Regions from separate parts of the Homo sapiens genome. Here region 2 is linked to region 1. Evidence: read pairs that join two places in POLR2A ChIA-PET (ENCODE). Cell type or tissue: GM12878. All regions are shown on one strand. Links, peaks and the distances in the headings refer to the core of each region. The heading gives the core; the rest is flanking DNA. Region 1 overlaps MIATNB (MIAT neighbor). Region 2 overlaps SEZ6L (seizure related 6 homolog like).

What was found. ChIA-PET counts read pairs that join two places held together with the same protein. Peaks named below come from ENCODE experiments on the same cell type or tissue, not always from the same donor. Only the 100,000 strongest peaks of a DNase experiment are listed, where the experiment ranks them.
Region 2: POLR2A ChIA-PET joins it to region 1 with 8 read pairs; 1 of 35 experiments calls an interaction of 5 or more read pairs at or near these places.

Annotation. Positions count from the first base shown.
Region 1 is chr22:26,706,773-26,712,151 of GRCh38, forward strand. The region is part of intron 1 of MIATNB (MIAT neighbor); the gene reads left to right. Among named protein-coding and RNA genes, the nearest start is that of MIATNB, 37 kb to the left of the region's middle. RefSeq lists enhancers at 2,001-2,050, 2,071-2,170. In GM12878, for the core only: no CTCF peak of the experiment used is centred there; DNase peaks (open chromatin) are centred at 1,039, 2,039 and 4,829; H3K27ac peaks cover 5,000 bases.
Region 2 is chr22:26,363,873-26,369,251 of GRCh38, forward strand. It overlaps SEZ6L (seizure related 6 homolog like), which reads left to right. Exons shown (of 17, transcript NM_021115.5): 13 at 1,500-1,694. Among named protein-coding and RNA genes, the nearest start is that of ASPHD2, 63 kb to the right of the region's middle. RefSeq lists a silencer at 3,889-4,008. In GM12878, for the core only: CTCF peaks have their summits at 753 (motif pointing right) and 3,972 (motif pointing left); a DNase peak (open chromatin) is centred at 749.

The sequences.
Region 1 (5,379 bases), core at 49-5,048:
CTCAACCTCCCTGGCTCAAGCCATTTTCTCACCTCAGCCTCCCAAATAGCTGGGACTACAGGCACAGGCCACCATGTCTGGCTAATTTTTGTATTTTTTTGTAGAGACAGGGTTTCATCATGTTGCCCATGCTAGTCCTGAATTCCTGGGCTCAAGCAATCCTTCTGCCTTGACCTCCCAAAGTGTTGGGACTACAAGCTTGAGCCATCATGCTGGACCACTCATTTCTTTTTTTATTGCTGAATGCTATGAATATACCTCAGTTTATCTGTTCTCCTGCAAATCTGACGTATTTGTAGGTTTTGCCTATAATGAGTAAAACAGCTATGAACATTTTTGCACAAGATTTTTTGAGGATATATTTTCATTTCTTTTAGGTAAATTTCTGAGAGCAAGATTAATGGGTCATATGACAAATTTGTTTAACTTTTTAATAAACTGCTAAAAATTTTCCAAAATGGTTGTACCATTTTGTACTTCCACTCACTATAGATGAGCATTCCAGTTCCTCCTCATCCCTGCCAACGTTCGGTGGTGTCAGTTCCTTCCACTTTAGCCATTCAGCTGTGTGTATAATGGTGAGTGGGAGTTTGATGGATGGGGAAATAAGATGCCTGGAGTGTCAGACAAATCCATTGAGTGTAATACCCAAACAACATTACAGTTACTAAATATGGGTAATTTATTTGACAGTTTCAAGGAACCACAAATCCCCCCTGTGGAGGGCCAACTCTAAACTCATTTCCCACTCCATGCTGGCAGTAGACAACATGTCCCTCATGCTCATGCTCTCAGGGGTAAGCAGGTTCTTTTTTGTTTTGTATTATTTTGGCTTTAAACATTTTTTCTTTCTGCTTCTATTGGACCAGGGGAGTCAGATTATTTACAAAGTGCAGGTAATTTTATGAGAAGTCAAACTCCTTCTGTGCTGAGCCATGACATGCATGCAGAATGAAAAGTCAGCTCCAACAGTGACCAATCCTGCATTCTGATCTTTCTGCGTGACTGAGCCTGCTTTGTGAAAGCTCATTCTCTGGCTTGAAGCCATCTATTGACTCTTGTCACCAGAAGAATAAAATGCATGCTCCACAAAGCCTTGAGTGCCGACCATCATGGACCTCTCCACCTCATCTCCACATGCTTCCTCTCTATGTTCCACTTCTGCTGACTTTGTTAGGTGTCTCAAATGCTCAAGAGCTAACTCCTGTCTCAGGCCTTTGCTGTTTTTCGTTTTTTGTTTCTGGGACAGGGTGTGATTCTGTCACCCAGGCTGGAGTGCACTTGCTGTTTCTTGTGTCTGTAATGTTCTTTTTCCTGCTCTCTCTCTTTTTAATTTTATTTTTGCTATTTACTTATTTATTAGAGACAGGGTCTCACTCTGTCACGTAGGTTGGAATGCAGTGGCGAGATCACAGTTCACTGCAGCCTCAACCTCCTGGGTTCAAATGATCCTCCCACCTTAGCCTCCTGAGTAGCTGGGACCACAGGAATGTGCCACCTGGCTAATTTACATTTTTTTTTTTTTTTGGTAGAGACAGGGTCTTGTCATGTTGTCCAGGCTGGTCTCGAACTCCTGGGCTCAAGCCATCCTTCCACCTCGGTCTTCCAAATGATGGGATTACAGACATGAGTCACTGTGCCCAACCTCTTCCTACTCTTTATGGATGAATTTCTTAACCTTGGGTCTCAGCTTTTCAGCATTTTTCCATCTCATCAGAGATGATCTTTCCTAACCACCAAATTAAAATGATTTATTTAAAGAGCTAGATGTCCAGTCTTTTTATTAAAAATGTGGAATCTATTAGAGTCATAGGCCTTTCCCCCCAATCAGTCTTGAGGAAGAAGAAGAAAGTGTCAGTGACTCCTCTTCTGATTTGACTCTACCGTTCCACACCTATTTCTGTATGGATAACACAGAGATGCTCACTGCAATGATTACCAGGCAGCCCATTGTCAGGTAAGGCAATCAATCAGAATGCCATGACTCTCTTTGAACGTTAGTTTCACAGGACATGAAAATAACGTCTTAAGAATTTCTCAGGACCCCTTTGCTCACAGTGTACTTTCAGTTCCAGTTGCTTAACAATTATAGATATTCACACGCATCTCCATATGGCACTGAAAAATGAGACTGCATGTTCCTAAGAATGTTCTCAATTTCACATCTTATCAAATCGAATTCTTTGAAGCTCATTTTGTGAAGCAGGAAGATATCTGCCCCATGGTGACTACAGGAGAGAGGAACTCTCCTCTTCATCGCCTTTTGAGCCTTCCTCTGTTAATTGTGAAGCCTTTTGCATTGTTAAGGCCAGGCCCTGGAATGTCATTGTTTGATATTATCACAAAAAAGTTGGTTCCTGGAGCTCAATTTTGCTGGCAGAAATGGAGACAGGGATGAACAAAAGCATTTTTAAATGTAATAAAAAGTGAACTAAGGATCACAGGATATGAATCCTGCAAAGAACTTGTACTCTGTAATCAGTTTATTTATTTTTTTGGTTGCTTACAGCCTTCTTTGTTTTTCCCATTACATAGGGGAAATCCATGGGGTCAGGACTATGTATGTCCCTTTTAGGGCTTCTATGCCCAGCACTCAGCATCAAACTTGGCACATAATAGGTGCTTAGCAAGCATTTGTTGAATGAATGAATGGATAGCTGGATGGATGTGTGGATGAATGGGTGGGTGGCTCATTGGTATGCTTCTTAGATGAGGAGTCCATAAAAATTCTTCCCTTAGTCAGAATATTCCTTGTGTCTTCTGTGGGTGGGGAGGGGTCTGTGGTTCTTAGCAAGTTCCAATTTTTTGCCAAAGAAGGCACATTCACACACATGTAACTTCTCAGCTTCTCCAATTTTCCCGTCTCTAGCTCCCACATGACCAAGTCTACCTAGTACAGAGAAAAACATCCCCTAGCACCATGTTGGCTGATGGTGACACCTCAGGGCTCCAGTTTCTACATTCTGTGTCCCAGGATGTTGCAATCACAGCTATGCAGAATCACTTGAAAAGAATCAAGTGACCTCCCCTTTTCATAGCCGGAAGCCTGGAGTTCAAATTTACCCTAGTTTTGCTCCATTTCAAGGTGACCAAGACCCCACTGGGATGCAGACACCATCCAAGTCCCTGTCCTGTCCTGGGTGGGCCCTTTAAAAAACTCTTGGAGGAATCTGACTGCCAGAGTCCAGGCCCATTTAAGGGACAACCACAGACAAAGTGGTTTTAAACAGTATTTATTAGGGGATCCTAGGTAAAGTTGTCAGATTTAGCAAAAACAAAGGAACAAATGAAAACGAAAACCACAAGCTCAGTTAAATTTGAGTTTCAAATAAACATGGAGAATTTTTTCAGCATGAGTATATTCCAAATATTGCATAGGACATAGTCATACTAAATGCTATTCCTTGTTTATCTGAAATTCAAATTTGACTGGGTGTCATGTATTTTAACTGGCAACCCTACCTCCTCCAGCTCTCAGTAGCCACAGCAGAAAGCAAGGAGGCAGCTTTGAGGATGAAGGTCAGGGTCACAACTCCTAGTTACCTATTTTGTATTTTGAAGTTCCTCCCTTGACTTACTTTGTAAAAAGGGCTCCATTGATTTTCTTTTTTTAATTCTTGACCTAAACCTGAAAACCTCAAGTTTGACCTTCACATACAAGAAAGATGCCCCATGCAGTGGGCATTTGTCCAACTTGGGGTGTGGCTTTTCTCTCGTGTGGGTCTCAGGCTAGGTGGTAAGCAGAGAAAAGAGATCATGATGGTGAGGGGGTGGTGTTGGGCATGGTGGCTCACATCTGCAATCACAGCACTTTAGGAGGCTGAGATGGGAGGATCACTTGAGCCCAACCAGGAGTTTGAGACCAGCCTGGGCAACACAGTGAGACCCCATCTCTACAAAAAAAAAAATTATTAGCTGGGCATGGTGCTATGCACCTACAGTCTTAGCTACTAGGAAGGCTGAGGTGGGAGGATCCCTTGAGTCCAGGAGTTTGAGGCTGCAGTGAGCTATGATTAGGCCACTGCACTCCAGCATGGGTAACAGAGTGAGACCTTGTTAAAAAAAAAAAAAAAGTGAGCAAGAAACAAGCAAGCAAGCAAGCAAGAAAGAAAGAAAAAGAAAGAGAAAAAGAAAAGTTCACGGAGATCAAGTACTTGGCATTTCCAGGCACCAACACCCTGAGGCAATCACATCCAGCAGCCTCTCTGGTAAGGTGGGAATGGAAGTTTGAAGAGAGTACTGGAAGAGGAGGAGGTTGGTGCTTTCAGAGGGACTCCAAAGACACAAAGCCAGGGCCTGAGGGTCCCTGAAACTTGGGTTAGAAATACATGTTTTAGGTTGGGTTCCACCAGAAGCAGACCCTGAGACAATTACTTTAGTGCAGGTAATTTACTAGAGGAGATGATCCACAGGAGGGGAGTGGGAAGTTAGCCAGGGAAGAAAAGGACCCAATGCAGGTGTATGAATGAGCAGGTTACATGGTGGGCAATGAGCTCAGTCCTGCTGGGGACCTCTGGGAGGCTGTGTAGGGCATACCTCATACCTTTAGTTGTTTCATCCAAGACGTGAGGGAGCTGAGGTATTTATTCACCACCTCCTGTCAGCCATTGGTTGAGGGCTGGGGGGTGGGGTGAATAGTGAACTGCCCCTGACACTTTCTATATGTCCTGTATGTGAGCTGATCATATCCGGTGGCCAGAGACAGCAGACAGTCACAGGTACTTGCAATAGGAAGCTGTCAGGTCAGTGGTTGCCAAGGGGATGTGGGTGGGATACTGACAGTGCCTGCTGCAGTAGCAGCAGCAGCAATAGTGGTTACTTCTGATCAAGCACCATGTACTATGTTCTCTGCTTGGAGCTTCATGTGCAGTTGTTTAAATTCTCACTGACTCTGGGAGGGAGGGACTAGCATTCTCTTTAGTTTACAGAGAGGTGAAGTCACCTTCCTATGGTCACACAGTTAGGAAAGGAAGCATCTGTTTTGCAAACTCAAGTCGTTTTGACCCCAAAGGCCAGAATCTATCTATGCTTTGCTGAAGCTGTGATTTTTTTTTCAGACTCTCAGGGTAAAGAAGGAAATGAGAAATTGCAAGACAGAGTATTTCTTAGGCAATGGCTGAGAATGGCAACTCACCACATGCCTTTGAATAAGACGTGATTATTATTAACCCATATTCTATCAAAGAAGAAACTGAGGCTCAGAGAGGCAACTTACTTGCCAAAGGTCACTCTGCTGGTAAGTGGCCCAGCTGGACTTGGGCCCCAGGTTTCTTTGGGTTTTAACCACTCTTTTTGACTGCCTCAGTTTCCCCATCTGTCATAGGAGATGGTTGAAAACATGGTATCTGAGTCTCTGGTATAGGTTGAATTGTGTCCCAC
Region 2 (5,379 bases), core at 230-5,229, 340 kb before region 1:
CCTTGAGGACATTATGCTAAGAGAAAGAAGCCAGTCACAGAAGGCAAATACTATCTGATTCCACTTACATGCGATAACTAGAGCTGTGAACTTCATAGAGACAGAAAGTAGAATGGTGGATCCCAGGGGCTAGGGTAAGTTGTTTAACGCATATAGAGTTTAAGATTTGCAAGATGAAAAGAGTTCTGGACATAAGTTGCCCAACAATGTAAAAGTACACTAACCTACTGGACTGTACACTTAAAATGGTTAAGATGGTTAGTTTTATGTTATGTAGATTTTACTACAATTTAAAATTTTTTAAATAATAAAGTTTAGAATGTTTTAGGATTTGTAGTCCTGTGTGTGAAGCAATTTGCTGGCTGTCCATTCCATCCAGGTGCTGAAAAAGGACTAGATCTCACATGCGGCCTGGAATGGGTTAAACCTGCAGGTTCAACTCTCCAGTAAATACTGTGATCCTAACACCTTGGGAGGCTGTGGCAGGAGAATTGCTTGAGCCCAGGAGTTTGAGACCAGCTTGGGATGCATGGCAAGACCCTGTCTCTACTTTAAAAAAAAAAAAAAAAAAAAAGCCGAGTGTGGCGGGACACGCCTATAGTCCCAGCTACTCAGAAGGCTTAAGCAGGGGAATTGCTTGACCCTGGGAGGTTAAGGCTGCAGTGAGCCGTGCTGCACCACTGCACTCCAGCCTGGGTGTCTTAGGCTACCGGGTACTTTGTGTCTGCAGCTGAAGAGAGCAGTCACCAGATGGCAGTATGGGCTTATTTGTAATAGTTGAGGCCTTTTGTTGCCAGGCTCCCAGGCCCTGAGCTTCAGGCTTGCTCTGATAGGCTCATCTCCAATGAGGGAAACAGATAACTAATTCAGTACAGTACAGTGCATGCAGTGCTGGAGAAACTAAGAAGACTGACGACTCAATTCACGGTAGGAGGCATCAAGGAAGGCTTCCTGGAGAAGGAGAAATGAAGATTGAGTATTGAAAGACAAGACGTAGTCATAATGGATGCGCAGGTTAGGTGTCAGGTGAAAAGCAAGAAGAAGATTTCATAATTAAACACCACCACCGTCCATCATTTACTAAGTACGTATGACATGCCAAAAACAAAACATCTTAAGCATTTCCTTACTTACCTATTTTAGTCCTCCAAATTCCTAGGAGATAGATATTACTTTGATCGTCGTTATGCTAATGAGGAAACTAAGGATCAGAAAGGTTATGCCACTTGCTGGCGATCACACAGCTAACAAGTAACAGAACTCATATTTTAACCTTGATTCCTCAGCCAACTTCATTCTACCTTGCCTGTATGTAATCTGTGCCCAGAGGTGGAAGACAGAAAGAACAGTTTGAGAAATAGAAAACAGTCTGATGCAAGGTGGGGATGCAGAGAGAGGATGCTGGAGAGGCTGACCAAAGCTAGATCACACGGGTTCTGAGCAGGACTCCCCAAAGATTTGCATCATCTCATCAGAGCTCCTTCTGGCTTGCATTTCAGCGGAGGAGTCCCTGGCATGTGACAACCCAGGGCTGCCTGAAAATGGATACCAAATCCTGTACAAGCGACTCTACCTGCCAGGAGAGTCCCTCACCTTCATGTGCTACGAAGGCTTTGAGCTCATGGGTGAAGTGACCATCCGCTGCATCCTGGGACAGCCATCCCACTGGAACGGGCCCCTGCCCGTGTGTAAAGGTAAAGAAACCTACTCACCACACAGGGTCCACGGGGCCTGGAGATGTCAGGCTCCTGGCTCACAGGAGTTCTGAACTTGCTCTAAAAAATTGGACTAGGAGTTCGAGACCAGCCGAGGCAACATAGTGAGACCCCCATCTCTACCAAAAAAAAAAAAATTAGTCAGGCATGGCGGCACACACCTGTAGTCCCAGCTACTCGGGAGGCTGAGATGGGAGGATCACCTGAGCCTAGGAGGTCAAGGTTGCAGTGAGCCTTGATCATGCCACTGCACTCCAGCCCGGACAGAACGAGACTCTATCTCAAAAAAATTAAATTAAATTTTAAAATAATAGAGCTGAGCTGCTGTACTTCATTAAATCTAAGATGTCACCATGACTTTATGCACCACTAAAAAAGAAAAAAACATGCTGCCAATTATACTATGACACAATGTCTTCTCCTGGCTTAGCATTTTTATTTTTACTTACTAAAGGAGCTTTTGACCAGGCACAGTAGCTCACGCCTGTAATCCCAACACTTTGGGAGGCTGATGCAGGCATATCACTTGAGGTCAGGAGTTCAAGACCAGCCTGACCAACATGGTGAAACCCCATCTCTACTTAAAATACAAAAAAATTAGCTGGGCGTAGCGGTGCATGCCTGAAGTCCCAGCTACTCGGGAGGCTGAGGCAAGAGAATCACTTGAATCCAGGAGGCAGAGGTTGCAGTGAGCCGAGGTGGCTCCACTGCACTCCAGCCTGGGTGACACAGCGAGATTCTATCTAAAAAATGAAAACATAAAGGTCTTTAAGCTTTTTATCATATATCACAATTATGAAAATGTTCAAATGAAAATATAAGCAGCCCAGGTGCAGTGGCTCACACCTGTAATCCTAGCATTTTGGGAAGCTGAGGTGGGAGGATTGCTTGAGCCGGGGAGTTTGAGACCAGCCTGGGTAACATGGTGAAACTGTCTCTACAAAAACAAAATAATGATAATAATACAAAAATTAACCTGATGTGGTGACGTGTGCCTGTAGTCCCAGCTACTTGGGAGGCTAAGGTGGGAGGATCACTTGATCCCAGGAGACAGAGGTTGCAATGAGCTATGATCATGCTACTGCACTCCAGCCTGGGTGACAGAGTGAGACTCTGTCTCAAACAAACAAACAAACAAACAAACAAAATACAAGCAAAATAAACTGGTTCCAGTGTATTTAAAACTTCCCCACCTTCAAAGTCTGGCACTTTTGATTTTCTAAATTATTACTAAATTTTTTTGTAGAGACAGGGTCTTGCTATGTTGGCCAGGCTGGCCTAGAACTCCTGACCTCAAGCGATCCTCCCTCCTCTGCCTCTGAGTAGCTGGGATTGCAGGTATGAGCCACCACACCCAGCTGTAGAATCATTTTTTACTCCAAGTCTTCAACATCCTATTTTTCCACTCAATATCGCTCCTGTTGAATGTCATTGTGTACTAAAATATATATACATTTACATACATACATAGCTCCTGTCCCATTAAAGCATCAGGGATGCAGAATTCTGTAGGAACGTCCATAACGAACTAAAGTCTTTGATACAAGGGGCTTGCAGTTACATTGAGGCAGGGCTGGGACGAGTCTGAGGCAAAAGAGGTGCCTGAGGTGAAAAATGTAAGGAGGTGACCAAGCGTCCCGTAGAACAGCCTTAAAAAAAGAGTCTCCGTACACTTCTCGCCCTAGACAGCTCTCGCCTTGCCCTAGTCCCGGCCCTGTGATCCAGCCTGGTTTTTGTTGATTTGTTTGTTTGTTTTTGTTTGTTTGTTTGTTTGGAGACAGGGTCTTACTCTGTTGCACAGGCTGGAATGCAGTGGCGTGATCATTACTCACTGCAGCCTCAACCACCTGGGCTCAAGCTATCCTCCTACCTCAGCCTCGCGAGTGGCTGGGACCACAAGTGCACGCCACCACGCCCAGCTAAATTTTTTTATTTTTGTAGAGATGGGGGTCTCGCTATGTTGCCCAGGCTGGTCTCTACTCCTGGCCTCAAACGATCCTCCCACCTCGGCCTCCCAAAGTGCTGGGATTACCGCATCTGACCTCTGCCTGCTTTTGACCCCTGCTTAGAGAACCCTGCTTAATTATTTCCCACCTCTTGCACTGCCTCCTCACAACCAGTTAGTTCCCATGGGTTAGGAGTGTTCCTCCACTGCCTACAGGGTGATCTCCCAGGGCGTTACCTGGCGTTCTGCAAACCCTAATACTCTTAACGCCCCCAGTTTGTGCACACGGGGAATCGTGAGCGCCACCTGGTGGCAGCTATTATTACACATTATTGCTTTAAGCCTCGCCCCCACCTCCCAGATGGTGAAGTGAGAAAATTGCATCTTAGAATCCATTGAACACTCATCACTAAAATTAAGTTGTAACACACTAAGTAAAATTTGGATTCGTTTATCTGGACTTTTGAAGTGCACAATCAGTAATAGTAACGGAAATATGTTCAGTGTTTTAGGCCAGTGGATCTTAACCTTTATTGCTTTAGTGCCCCTTTGAGAATCAGGCAAAAGGCTCGAATTTGCCCTCCAGAAGGAACAGAAGCATGAAGTTTTATGTCTCTACTTGGGAACCCCTAACTTCAGTGGATCCCCAAATGCCTTATTCATGAACCCCAGCTCTGAGGCTTAAAACTACTTTCCCAGTTAGTTTGTCCACTCCGAGGTATATTTCCAAAAGAAGTGAAACAGGTATTTAAGCAAACCCTGTCTAAGAATGTTTATAGGAGCACTATTCACAATAGCCACGAGATGGAAACAACCCAAATGCCCACCAACTGATGAATGGATAAACAAAAGTGTGGCAGAAAAAAGGGAATATTATTCAGCCATTAAAAGGAACGAAATACTGACACATACCACAACATGGATGAACCTCAAAGCCGTTATGCTGAGTGAAGGAAGCCAGACACAAAAGGTCACATGTTTTAGGGTTCTGTTTCTAGGAAACATCTAGAATAGGTAAATCCATAGAGACAGAAAGCAGAGTCGTGGTTGTCTAGGGACTGCTTACTGAGTATGGGGCTTGTTTTGGAGATGAAGAACATGTTTTGGAACTAGGCAGAGGTCATGGTTGCGCACCATTGTGAATATGCTGAATGCCACTGAATTGTAACACTTTGAAATGGTTAATTTTATGTTATGTGAATTTTATCTACCTAAAAAAAAAAACAATTCCCCTGAATCACCTCTGTTAAGTCTTATGACCACTGTCTAAGATAGGTGAGCCATCTTACCTGTTTTACAGATGTGGAAGGAGAAGCTCAGAGAAGTTAAGTGATTTTCCCAAAGCCACACAGCTAGTACAAGACAAAGCTAGGACTTGAACCCGCATCTCATGACTGTAAATTTCCCGCCTTCAGGGCTACTAAGAAAGACCCCCAACCAGCCAGTCACCGCAGCATGGAAACCTAGGTGTGTTCACACATTCCCGAATCTAACCCAGATCTCCCAAAGCAAAATCATTGAGAGGCGGGCCTGGAATAAGCCTTTTAACAAGCTCTCAAATGCACTTTGAATGTGAGAACCATTTAAGGCCGTGATTTCCAAACATAAACGGAGTCCTGAGCCCTTTCCACGGAGATTCTGATTCACTGGGTCTAAAGCAGGACCCAGGGACCAGTTTAACTAACCACACAGGTGAATTGTATCATCAGCCAAGTATGG